Linked DNA regions of Homo sapiens: region 1 is linked to region 2. Evidence: chromatin loops called from intact Hi-C (ENCODE). Cell type or tissue: heart right ventricle. All regions are shown on one strand.

Region 1 (5,000 bases), 270 kb after region 2:
CAGACTCTCATTTTAGGGAATAACTAGTGTTTTAATTTTTAAAAATGGAAACTTATGTTTCTTCCTACCCTGTCCTTGACATCACGTGGTCTTTCTTACAATGATTCACACTGGCTCCAAGATATTGTGTCCATCTCTTCTTCTTCTTCTTCTTCTTCTTCTTCTTTTTTTTTTTTTTTTTTTTTTTTTTTTTTTGAGAAGGAGTCTCGCTCTGTCGCCCGGGCTGGAGTGCAATGGTGCCATTTCGGCTCACTGCAACCTCCACCTCCCGGGTTCAAGCAATTCTCTGCCTCAGCCTCTTGAGTAGCTAGGATTACAGGCGTCCACCACCACATCAGGCTAATTTTTGTATTTTTAGTAGAAATGGGGTTTCACCATCTTGGCCAGGCTGGTCTTGAACTCCTGACCTCGTGATCCTTCTGCCTCAGCCCCCCAAAGTGCTAGGATTACAGGCATGAGCCACTGGGCCCGACCTGTCCATCTCTTCTTAATGTTCCATTTATAAGGTCATGCTGATACCTTAAAATTGGCCATAGTGAGAGTATTTAAACCGTGGAAATGGGCAAATGCTACAAATCGAGTATCTCCCCATCCCCAAGATCTGGCTGTTAAATACTTAGCAGCTCATCATTGTTTTTCTATCTCAGTAGCGACGGCTCCATGCAGAAGGCCAGGGTTATGTCTAAAAAGAAAAAGACAAAGTTAAAGAAAAGTTTACTGTTCCTTAATTATCTTGTTATCATGAAGATACAAAAATTCATTTGGAAGAGAGGTTGTAAGGATCAGCTTTTACATTGACATGTGAACTTATTTCCTCCAAAACAAAACGAATCAAAGGAAGGATATTAATTTGTTTGAGCAAATATGTCAGTATTTGTCAGGAAAAAAAAATTCAATGTCACGCCAAGTTGGCAGGATATTATTTTATAAAGCAGAGGGCATAGTCTGGGTTGAATTACTCCCCTATTCAAGTTTGTTATTACAAATTGTATTCGTGGAGAACAGCCTACTATATTCACTACTTAATTTTGATTGCTGATTAATGTTTTTGATAGCTAAATAGCCTATATACACCTGGCCCAGGGGCTACAATAACAAACAAAATGAAGTCTCAGCTCCTAGTGAGCTTGAATAGCAAGATATAATCTCACCCATGCATAGATATGATCTATTTTAATTGGAGTAAGTGGAGTGGTCAGATCATATCACCTTCATGGAAAGGTAAGACATGAGGGAGTCTAAATGTGTGTGTGTGTGTGTGTGTGTGTGTGTGTGTTGAATGCTGGAGGTGAGGGTGGTATGAGATAGGAAGGACATTTGAGGCAGAAGGCAGAGTACAGGGGAGTGGAACAGCATATTACTTTTGGGTAGATATATACCAAATATTTCATATGAGTATGGAAGCAATGGGAATGGATGATCTATGCCTTTTCTTCAGCAAGCAGTAAGTTGGGGAGCTACTTCCAATTCCATATTTTTTTTATGGTGAAAAGATATACATATATTTAGAATTAGCCAGCTGGACTCAGTTTAGATGATCCCAATTTCGTTGGTAACGTCCAAAGCATCGTAATCAGGAGCCAGTTGAACATATGCCTTCTTCTCTCCATCAGGCTGATCAGGGTGTTGACTGCGGCCACATCAATGTCACAGAGCTTCTTCACGGCCTATTTGATCTGGTGCTTTTTGGCTTTAACATCCACAATGAACATGAGTGTGTTGCTGCCTTCTGTCTTCTTCATGGCAGACTCAGGGGTCAGCAGAAACTTGATGATAGCATAGTGATCAAGCTTGTTTCTCCCAGGGGCGCTCTTCTGAAGATATCTGGGCTGCCTCAGGAGTCACAGTGTCTTGGGCGGCCAGAAGGTGGGTGGATCTTCTTTTCTTGTGGATCTTCTTTTTTATGTGGCTGTGGACACCTTTCAACACTGCCTTTAAAGCCTTTGCTTTGGCTTCTGCTTTAGGAGGGGCAGGAGCTTCCTTCTTCGCTTTTGGCGCCATCTTGTGAACAGGGTCCAATTCTGTATTTTAATTGGAGTGCTTAGTATATTAACATTTAATATAATTGTCGATATGGTTGAATTTAGGTCTGCAACATTATTGTCATTTTTCCTGTATGCCTCTTGTGTTTTGTTCCCGTGTTCCTCTTTTCTTGCCTTCTTTTGGATTCTTTGAATATTTTTTTGAATTCCATTTTAATTTATGCTTGGGGATGCATCACCTTCCTAGCACATTGATGTATGATCACCTGCCAGGTAGCTCACCTGAGCTTTAGTGTCCAGAGTTTTTACTGAAGGTCTTTCCATACATTTTAATTTCCCTTCAGCCTAAAGCACTTTTTATTTTGTAGTGTAGGTCTTTTGGCAATGAATTCTTTTTGTTGGTGGTGGTGTTTTTTGTTTTGTTTTGTTTATTTGTTTGTTTGTTTTTGAGATGGAGTCTTACTCTGCCACAGAGGCTGGAGTACAATGGCATGATCTTGGATCACTACAACCGGCACCTCCTGGGTTCAAGTGATTCTCCTGCCTCGCCTCCTGAGTAGCTGAGATTACAGGCATCCACCACCGGGCCTGGCTAATATTTGTATTTTTAGTAGAGACAGGGTTTCACCAGGTTGACCAGGCTGGTCTCAAACTCCTGATCTCAGGTGATCTGCCCATCTCAGCCTCCCAAAGTGCTGGGATTACAGGAGTGAGCCACTGCACCCAGCTGGCAATGAATTCTTTTAGATTTCTTTTATCTGAAAATTCCTTTATTTTGCCCCAATTCTTGAAGGCTATTTTCATTGGAAGTAGAATTCTGGGTTGACAGTTTATTTTTTCTTTCAGTACATTACAAATGTTATTTGGCCTCCATAGTATCTGGTGAGAAGTACATGGTCATTTGAGTTGTCATTCCCCTGTATGTAATCTGTCATTTTTCTCTGACAGGCATCAGGTTTTCTTTTTATCTTTGGTTTTCAGCAGTTTCATAATGATTTGTCTACACATAGATTTCTTCATCTTTATCCTGACTGGGGTTTGCTGAATTTCTTGTGCCTGTAAATTAATGTCTTTCACCAAATTGGGGAAAATTTCAGCCATTGTTCTGCAAGATTTTTTTCTGCCCCATTCTTTGTCTCTTTCTCTGGGACTCATTAAAAGTGTCTTAGACATTTTGATGTTGAGGATCTCTTCTATTTTATTTTTTTTCTTCAGATTAGATAATTTCTGTTGATCTAGTTTCAAATTCACTGACTCCTCTGTCATCTTCTAACTGCTGTTAATTTTTAATTTTAGATATTTTAATCAATTTTAGAACTTCCGCATGGTTTATTTGTATAGTTTTTATTTATCTGCTGAGATTTTCCATTTGTTTATTTATTACAGATATATATTTTTCTTTACATGATTATGCATGGTTACAACAGGTGTTTTAAAATCCTTGTCTAATAATTACAACATATGGGTCATCTTGGATTGGGCTTTTGATTGTATGTTCTCTTGAGAAGGGATCACATTTATCTGTTTCTTTGCTTTTCAAGTAATTTGGGATTGAATTCTAGACATTGTGAATATTATGTTGTATAGATGCTGGCTTCTTTTAGCTCCCTCTGAAAACCATTGATTTTTGTTTGTTTGTTTGTTGCAGGCAGTTAACTGGCGGGATGCAAAGGCAATCTTTGATTCTCAAGTCTCAATTTGGGCTCTTTTTGTTTCTTTCCAAGATCAAGATACAATTTATTGGCCGGGTGCAGTGGCTCACGCCAGTAATCCCAGCACTTTTGGAGGCCGAGGCAGGCAAATCACAAGGTCAGGAGTTCAAGACCAGCCTGGCCAATATGGTGAAACCCCGTCTGTACTAAAAATACAAAAATTAGCCGGGCAAGGTGGCAGATGCCTGTAGTCCCAGCTACTTGGGAGGCTGAGGCAGGAGAATCGCTTGAACCCAGGAGGCAGAGGTTGTAGTGAGCCAAGATCGGGCCACTGCACTCCAGCCTGGGAGACAGGGCGAGACTCTGTCTCAAAAAAAAAAAAAAAAAATTTCTTTATTTTACTTGACTAAAATTTCTGTGTTCTTTAAAAAAAAAGAACATATAATAGTTACACATATTTTGGGAGTACATGTAATATCTTTATACCTGTATACAATGTGTAATAATTAAATCAGTATAATTGAGATATTCATCTCCTCAAACTCAGTTTAGATTTTTAACTAGGTTACTTAGAACTTCTCTCCTGTGTATGTAATTCAGGGGTCATCCAGGGATTTGGGCAGAGTTTATTCGCAGAATTTAAGGCTTCCCCTCTCTGCACTCTCCTTTCTGAGATTTCACCATTACTTTCCAGCTGCTGCGGTTGTCCTCAGGTTCTTTAGGACAGAAAGACAGTGACTTCCCTATTAGAGCTTTAGATAGCCTAGGTGCTCTGCCCTTATACTAGAAGCTGTGAAAATAGAAACTCACTCAATACAGTTTCCTGCTTCCACGTGTCAACTAATGTTGGGATTTTCACAAGCGTTGGGTAGTGCAGTTCCCTTAAGTGTTGACTCCCTCCAGAATCTGTATTTTTTTATCCTCCAGTGCATTCAGGTTGTTTATTGTGGTACCTTGTCCAGAATTTATAGTTATTATTTATGGGAATATCGGTATGATTGCAATGAGTTGGGGAGTAACTTGGAGATGAGAAATTTTTTTAATTTTTAATTTTTGTGGGTATATAGTAGGTGTATATATTTATGAAATACATGAGATATTTCGATATAGACATGCAAGGCATAATATTCACATTGGGATTGGGTATCCATCACCTCAAGTGTTTATACTTTCTTTTACAAACAACCCAATTATACTCTTATTTATTTATTTATTTATTTATTTATTTATTTATTTATTTTCAGATGGAGTCTCACTCTGTCACCTGGGCTGGAGTGCAGTGGTGCGATCTTGGCTTACTGCAAGCTCTGCCTCCCGGATTCACACCATTCTCCTGCCTCAGCCTCCCAAGTGCTGGGACTACAGG
Region 2 (5,000 bases):
AAAATTGAATAGAAGAAGCCACTAGAGAGAGAGCAGATAAGTCCTTTGGGGGCTGGGGAACCAAGGGAGACATGCGCAGCTTCAGGAAGCCCCGCCCCCTGAAAAAGTCCCGCCTCCTCACTATCACCCCGCCCCCAATTCTGGGACGCTCCGCCTCCTGCTTCTGAAAGACTTGGCTTCGGATTCCCTCTCAACGGCCCTGTGGTCCCACCCCTTTCCCATTTGGCCCCGCCCCAGGCCCCACCCCTCGAACCTGCAGGCGATGAGAACTGCCTTGTGTGCTCTGAGGGGTTGCCCGCCAACCAGCAGCGTGACGTCAGTGAGGATCCCGCGCAGGCGCAGCTCGTTGAGGTTGCCCAGCACGTCGGAGGAGTGGCGAGTGAACTCGCGGACGTAGCCCAGCGCTCCCTCCGGGGCGGCGGGGGAACCCATAGCGACACAGGCCTGTAGAGGCCGTGGAAAGTGCTCTGGATCCAGGCAGTCCTAAGACGCCTTCCCTCCTCTGTTTGCCTTTTCCTTCCGAGGTGCAACTAGAGCCAGGACTTCCAGCCCCTAGCCCCGGCACACGCAGCCTCCCTCCTAATTCTTCTTGTTCATTCTGCCCTCTACGACACCCTCGCTCCCTTGCCTCTTCCAGATCCCACAGCGCTTGGAGCCAGTTGAAGGTTCCACACCGCGGCGTCGTTGGCGAGCGTGGGGAATCCCGCGCCCATCGCCCTGGGTTCGACCCCCAGTGCCCCTCCAGCACCGCCACTCCCCTCTGCGCGCCTGTGTCTCAGGTGTCCAACCCTGCCTCGAGATCTCACGGCCTGCCGTCCACACACCTCCAAATCCCAGCCGAGGCTCCCTTCCCCGAACTACGGAATTCTGCGACTCCTATCTAGTCCCCAATCCCTAGTTTAGCCCAATTTCTGGGACTCAGGCTCGCTGATGGCAAGCTCCACACAAGCTCCTACCCTCTTGGGGGACCCAGGAGTCTGGCTCCCTCAGTCTCTTGTTCTTACCCCCGTCCTGCAGGGGCCGCGGCTTCTCTTCTTAAGGGGGGCGGGGTCTCTCTCCCCTCTTGGCCTCGGCTCCTTTATCTGGCCGGGATGTCGGGGGCGGGGGTGGAGGTGGGGTGAACGCCTGGGTCTGTATCCTTCCTTCCTCCCTCGCTCTCCAGATGGCGAGTCCAGGGCGGGGTCTCCGTCTCGAGGGCGGGACCTCAGAAACAAGGGGTGGTCGTAACGTAGGGGGTCTTGGGTCACTGCAAGTGGACACGAGGACGGGGATATTGGAATTGGGGAGGAGGTTAGGGATATCGAGGTTGGCAATACGGGAGTCTGAGTCGTCGGAAGGCCTGGGCCAGTGAAAATTGGTGTGTTGGCTTTTGGGAGGGTTTGCCAGGAGCCAACCTTTGCTGCAGGACAAAGTGCATACGGCAACCCCCTCTCCCTCTCTTGTACTGTGTTAAGGGAGAAAAGGGGGAGCCCAACGAGACAGCAGGTTTGGGCAGACGACAGTGGGCTCCCGTAGGGTCTCAGACGGGGAGGGTGTGGTGTGAATGACAGGCTACTCTACCCGGGCCTACAAAAAGGGGGGCTCTGGCCGGGCGGGGTACGGAGAGGGCGGATATGATTTCTAGTTGGTTTCCTTCCATTGTCCTGCGACCGGACGGCTCCGCCAGCTGCTTCCCCTCGAGGAGGTGGGGAAAGCCCCGAGGTGGGGGTGGAGGGGCGAGAGACGCTCGGGAGACCTAGGCGTCCGGCCTCTCTCGCTCCCGACTCTCTTCTGGGTCCTTGTAGGGATCCAGAGAGATGGACTCCCGCCCAAAGCCCGCTTGCTTTCCCCCAATCCCAGCTCACGAGGGCCTCGGGCACCCGCCCGTCGGCTACGCTTGGAGGCTGGCGGGACGCCGGGGTCCAGCGCGGCAAGTAGGCAAGGCTCGGCAATGTGCGGCTCCTTCCACGAGGGGGCGGCCGAGCACTGGCCTCGCCTCGCCCCTCGTCTCCACCCGGCCTGGGGTGCGCTCAGACCCGGGCGCAGGATCCATTTGGTCTGGGCGGCTGAAACCTTTAGCCTCCTCCCCTTTGCGCGGGTTTATTTTGCACCTCTGTCTCCTAGGAGGGGACTAGGGCTGGGCGGAGGGAGCTAGAGTTAGGAGACCGAGGGGACTTTCCCCTCAGGCTGGGGTTCCTACCCGAGGTGAGAAATCGCGGGCTTTAGGAGCCAGGGGAATGGGTGGGACAAGAAGCGGGACCTGAGCCTGGGAACTCCGGGTTTTCTTTTCGAATTAAGCTAGACACTGCTACCCAGATGTCTTTGGAGGTGACTTTTAATTGAACATTAAAATTGGGTGGGGTAAACGAGAAGGGAAAACAAGGAGGAGGGAGAGAGGGCAGGAGGGGGCTTAACCACCCTAATTTGAAGTCCCTGATCTGAGAGATGGGCATGGATCACACCCTCATATTTTGTTTCGGGAGACATTGCGGGCAGGCAAGGCAAAGCTCATTTGGAGAAGGGGTGCTAGAGCTGAATCCAGCTGCAAGGCAGAAGCTCCCCGGATTTGGGCTGGGGAGAGTGTACAGTTGGCCAGGAATGGCCGACCATGGTCCACGGGGCTGGATATCAGGCCCGGGGCCCTCCCCTTCAGACCGGAGTGTGTCTTTATTTGAATGCATGAAAGAACAGCTGAGAAACCGGGAACTGGGAAATTCAGGACGATGAGGTGGCTTTGACATGTGAGGGTTATTTAGGTCTCTGCCCAGCTTGGAGATGAGAATTAGACTAGGGGCTCTCCCTTTGGCATCAGGATGGAGTATTATTTGATCAGTTGTGGGGTGTCTGTTTATTATGGGGTGTTGATTTGATTGTGAGCACCGGTGGCTGCATTCAGCCTTTGAGGCCTATATGGTAAGTTTCAGGTATGGGGCTGACTTGGAAGTTACATTAGTTCTGGGGGTTCTGACACCCACAATTTGGAGATTGTGCTCACCTGTGTCATCTTGGACTATCAGCAGAACCAAAGTACTCATGCTGATTTGGGGGTGCAGTCTATTTTGGGGTGCCATCTAAGTTTCAAGGCTCAGATTAGATTTGGGGAATAAGTTCAATTTGGAGTTTTAAAAATTAGTTTGAGGTGGAACATTATAGGAAGCTGGGAGCAAGTTCGAAGCTTTCTGTGATTGGGGGTCCTGGGAGGGGGGAGCAAACTTTTATATTTGAGTCTTGTGGACACTCACGTTCCACAAAGTGGAAAGACGTGGGGTATTCCTGTGTATCCATGGATACCCAAGAAGCTTTTTCCCCAGGGGAGAAACAAGGTGAGGGCCGCGAGGACAGGAGACTAAAGTTCTGGGGTGTTCTTATTTTGGGGGTGTTTTGTCACTCTGGCTGCTTTTGGTGAAGCTAAGGGATAATCATAAGGTGAGACTGATTTGGGAGTTCACTTAATTTGGACCCTGGTTTGGGATGTCTTTTGCTTATAGTGCCCTCTCACCCCAGATTCTAGAAGTTTCTTTAGTGAACCCCCAAATAAGCCCAGGATTTGAAGGGAGAAACTTGGAAAGGGTGTGGTATCTCCTTTTATTATTATGTGGCTTGAGGGAGAAGAGAGGGAGAAAAGGCGGTTTCAGACTCTGAATCCCAATTTCTTAAGGGAGCACCCCTTAGTTTGGGGGAAGTTGGAGAAAAATGGGGTGTCCCTTGGCCAAGTGGGCACCCCTGACCAGGGCAGTGCTGTTGGAACTGTGGCAAGGAGGGGTGCTGGTGGGGTACAAGGAGGTGATTCTTGCACCCTGATTTTCTAGGATGAGCCCCAAACAGAAAGCAGACAGAGGACTGGGAGTGTGGGTGAGATGGCGGGGAGGGGTTCCCCACGGCAGCCGGGGCTACAGGGTAAGCCAGGCCAGCTCTTCGCGCCTGGGTCCCTTCTCTCTTCGGCCCTCCTCCCCTCTCTCCCTCCCACCGCCCACCCCCCCAACCCAAGAAAAAAAACTGCCTGTGCAACAGCAATGGCAGATTCCAATCCTCCAGGCTTTCCTAAACCACCACGGTGACCAGCCAGGGGGGAGGGGAAGGGAGGAACGGGCTTTCCTGCTTCCTTAAGACAGGGGCAATGAGCTTGACCTCCTGGCCCCTAGCCCTTTGAGGAGTGATTCCCCCCGGTCTGGAAGCCAGGTGTCCTGGACCCTAGCCCCCGAGCGGTGGGGGGGGCCTGGAGAGACGGGGAGGAGGAAGGAGGGAGTGACTTCCAAAATTGGCATCGGGACAGAGCAGGGCTGGCGGGAGGCAGGCAAAAGACGGAATTTTCCTGAAAAAACGGGGGTATCTGAGGACCCCAAATTTGGGGAGCTAGTCCAGGACCGTCCTCCCAACATCCTAGATTTTTTTGGGATTTTTTGGGGACCCCGGGACCCCTCTAGATGGGGTGAGGAATGTAGTGTTGGGTGAATCTGACTGGGGCATTGCAGCTGCCTCTCCCGCCGAGTTGGAGACGGATGGGCTGGGACGGGTTTTGGGGGGGTGTCCCCAATTCTGACTGGGAGTGGAGGAACCCCTCCTGAGATCTCTTGTGGGGGTGCCCCCTCCCCAGGGCACTCCCCAGTCCCTGAGCCAGCCGAGAGGAAGGAGGCCAGCGATGCGACTGGGGCGGCTCCTTTCTCCTGCACCCCAAATGTGAGGGATGCACCCTAAATTTTGCTCTTTTCAAAATAGGGGACCAGGATCTCAGGGGAGAGTAGCTGAGGTAAGTGGGGAGGGAAGTGTCCTCTGTTTTCAGGAGAGACGTGGCGGTTGGGGGGGAGGTTTGGAGGTGCGTGCTGGGGTGGGGTTGGCTTTGTCAGTCTTGGAATTGGGGGGATGATTGGAGAGGCTTTCTCTTATACCCCTAAACTGCAGCCCCCCAGACGGAAACCAAAGGCTGAGACCAGAGAGCCCCCCAACATCCCCAGCCGTTAGGATAGTGTTTAATTTCTCTTTCACCCCCCACAAAGGCTCTGCCGAGGTAGGAGCTGGGGGCA

Evidence for each region. Hi-C counts contacts between places; a loop is a spot of excess contacts. Peaks named below come from ENCODE experiments on the same cell type or tissue, not always from the same donor. Only the 100,000 strongest peaks of a DNase experiment are listed, where the experiment ranks them.
Region 1: a loop joins it to region 2, with 2.9 times the contacts of the local background. A loop is called at or near these places in 22 of 110 quality-filtered maps.

What each region holds. Positions count from the first base shown.
Region 1 is chr17:6,746,719-6,751,718 of GRCh38, reverse strand. It overlaps the pseudogene RPL23AP73. Among named protein-coding and RNA genes, the nearest start is that of XAF1, 6.8 kb to the left of the region's middle. In heart right ventricle, a CTCF peak has its summit at 2,014 (motif pointing left); no DNase peak of the experiment used is centred here; H3K27ac peaks cover 172 bases.
Region 2 is chr17:7,019,104-7,024,103 of GRCh38, reverse strand. It overlaps BCL6B (BCL6B transcription repressor), which reads right to left and starts at 1,054. Exons shown (of 9, transcript NM_181844.4): 1 at 1,005-1,054; 2 at 254-444; 3 at 1-21. The coding sequence starts at 432. It overlaps MIR497HG (mir-497-195 cluster host gene), which reads left to right and starts at 4,450. Exons shown (of 3, transcript NR_038310.1): 1 at 4,450-4,726. RefSeq lists a silencer at 1,961-2,100. In heart right ventricle, CTCF peaks have their summits at 1,721 and 1,932 (motif pointing right); DNase peaks (open chromatin) are centred at 303, 1,623, 1,923, 4,100 and 1 weaker place; H3K4me3 peaks cover 4,837 bases; H3K27ac peaks cover 4,794 bases; H3K27me3 peaks cover 1,325 bases.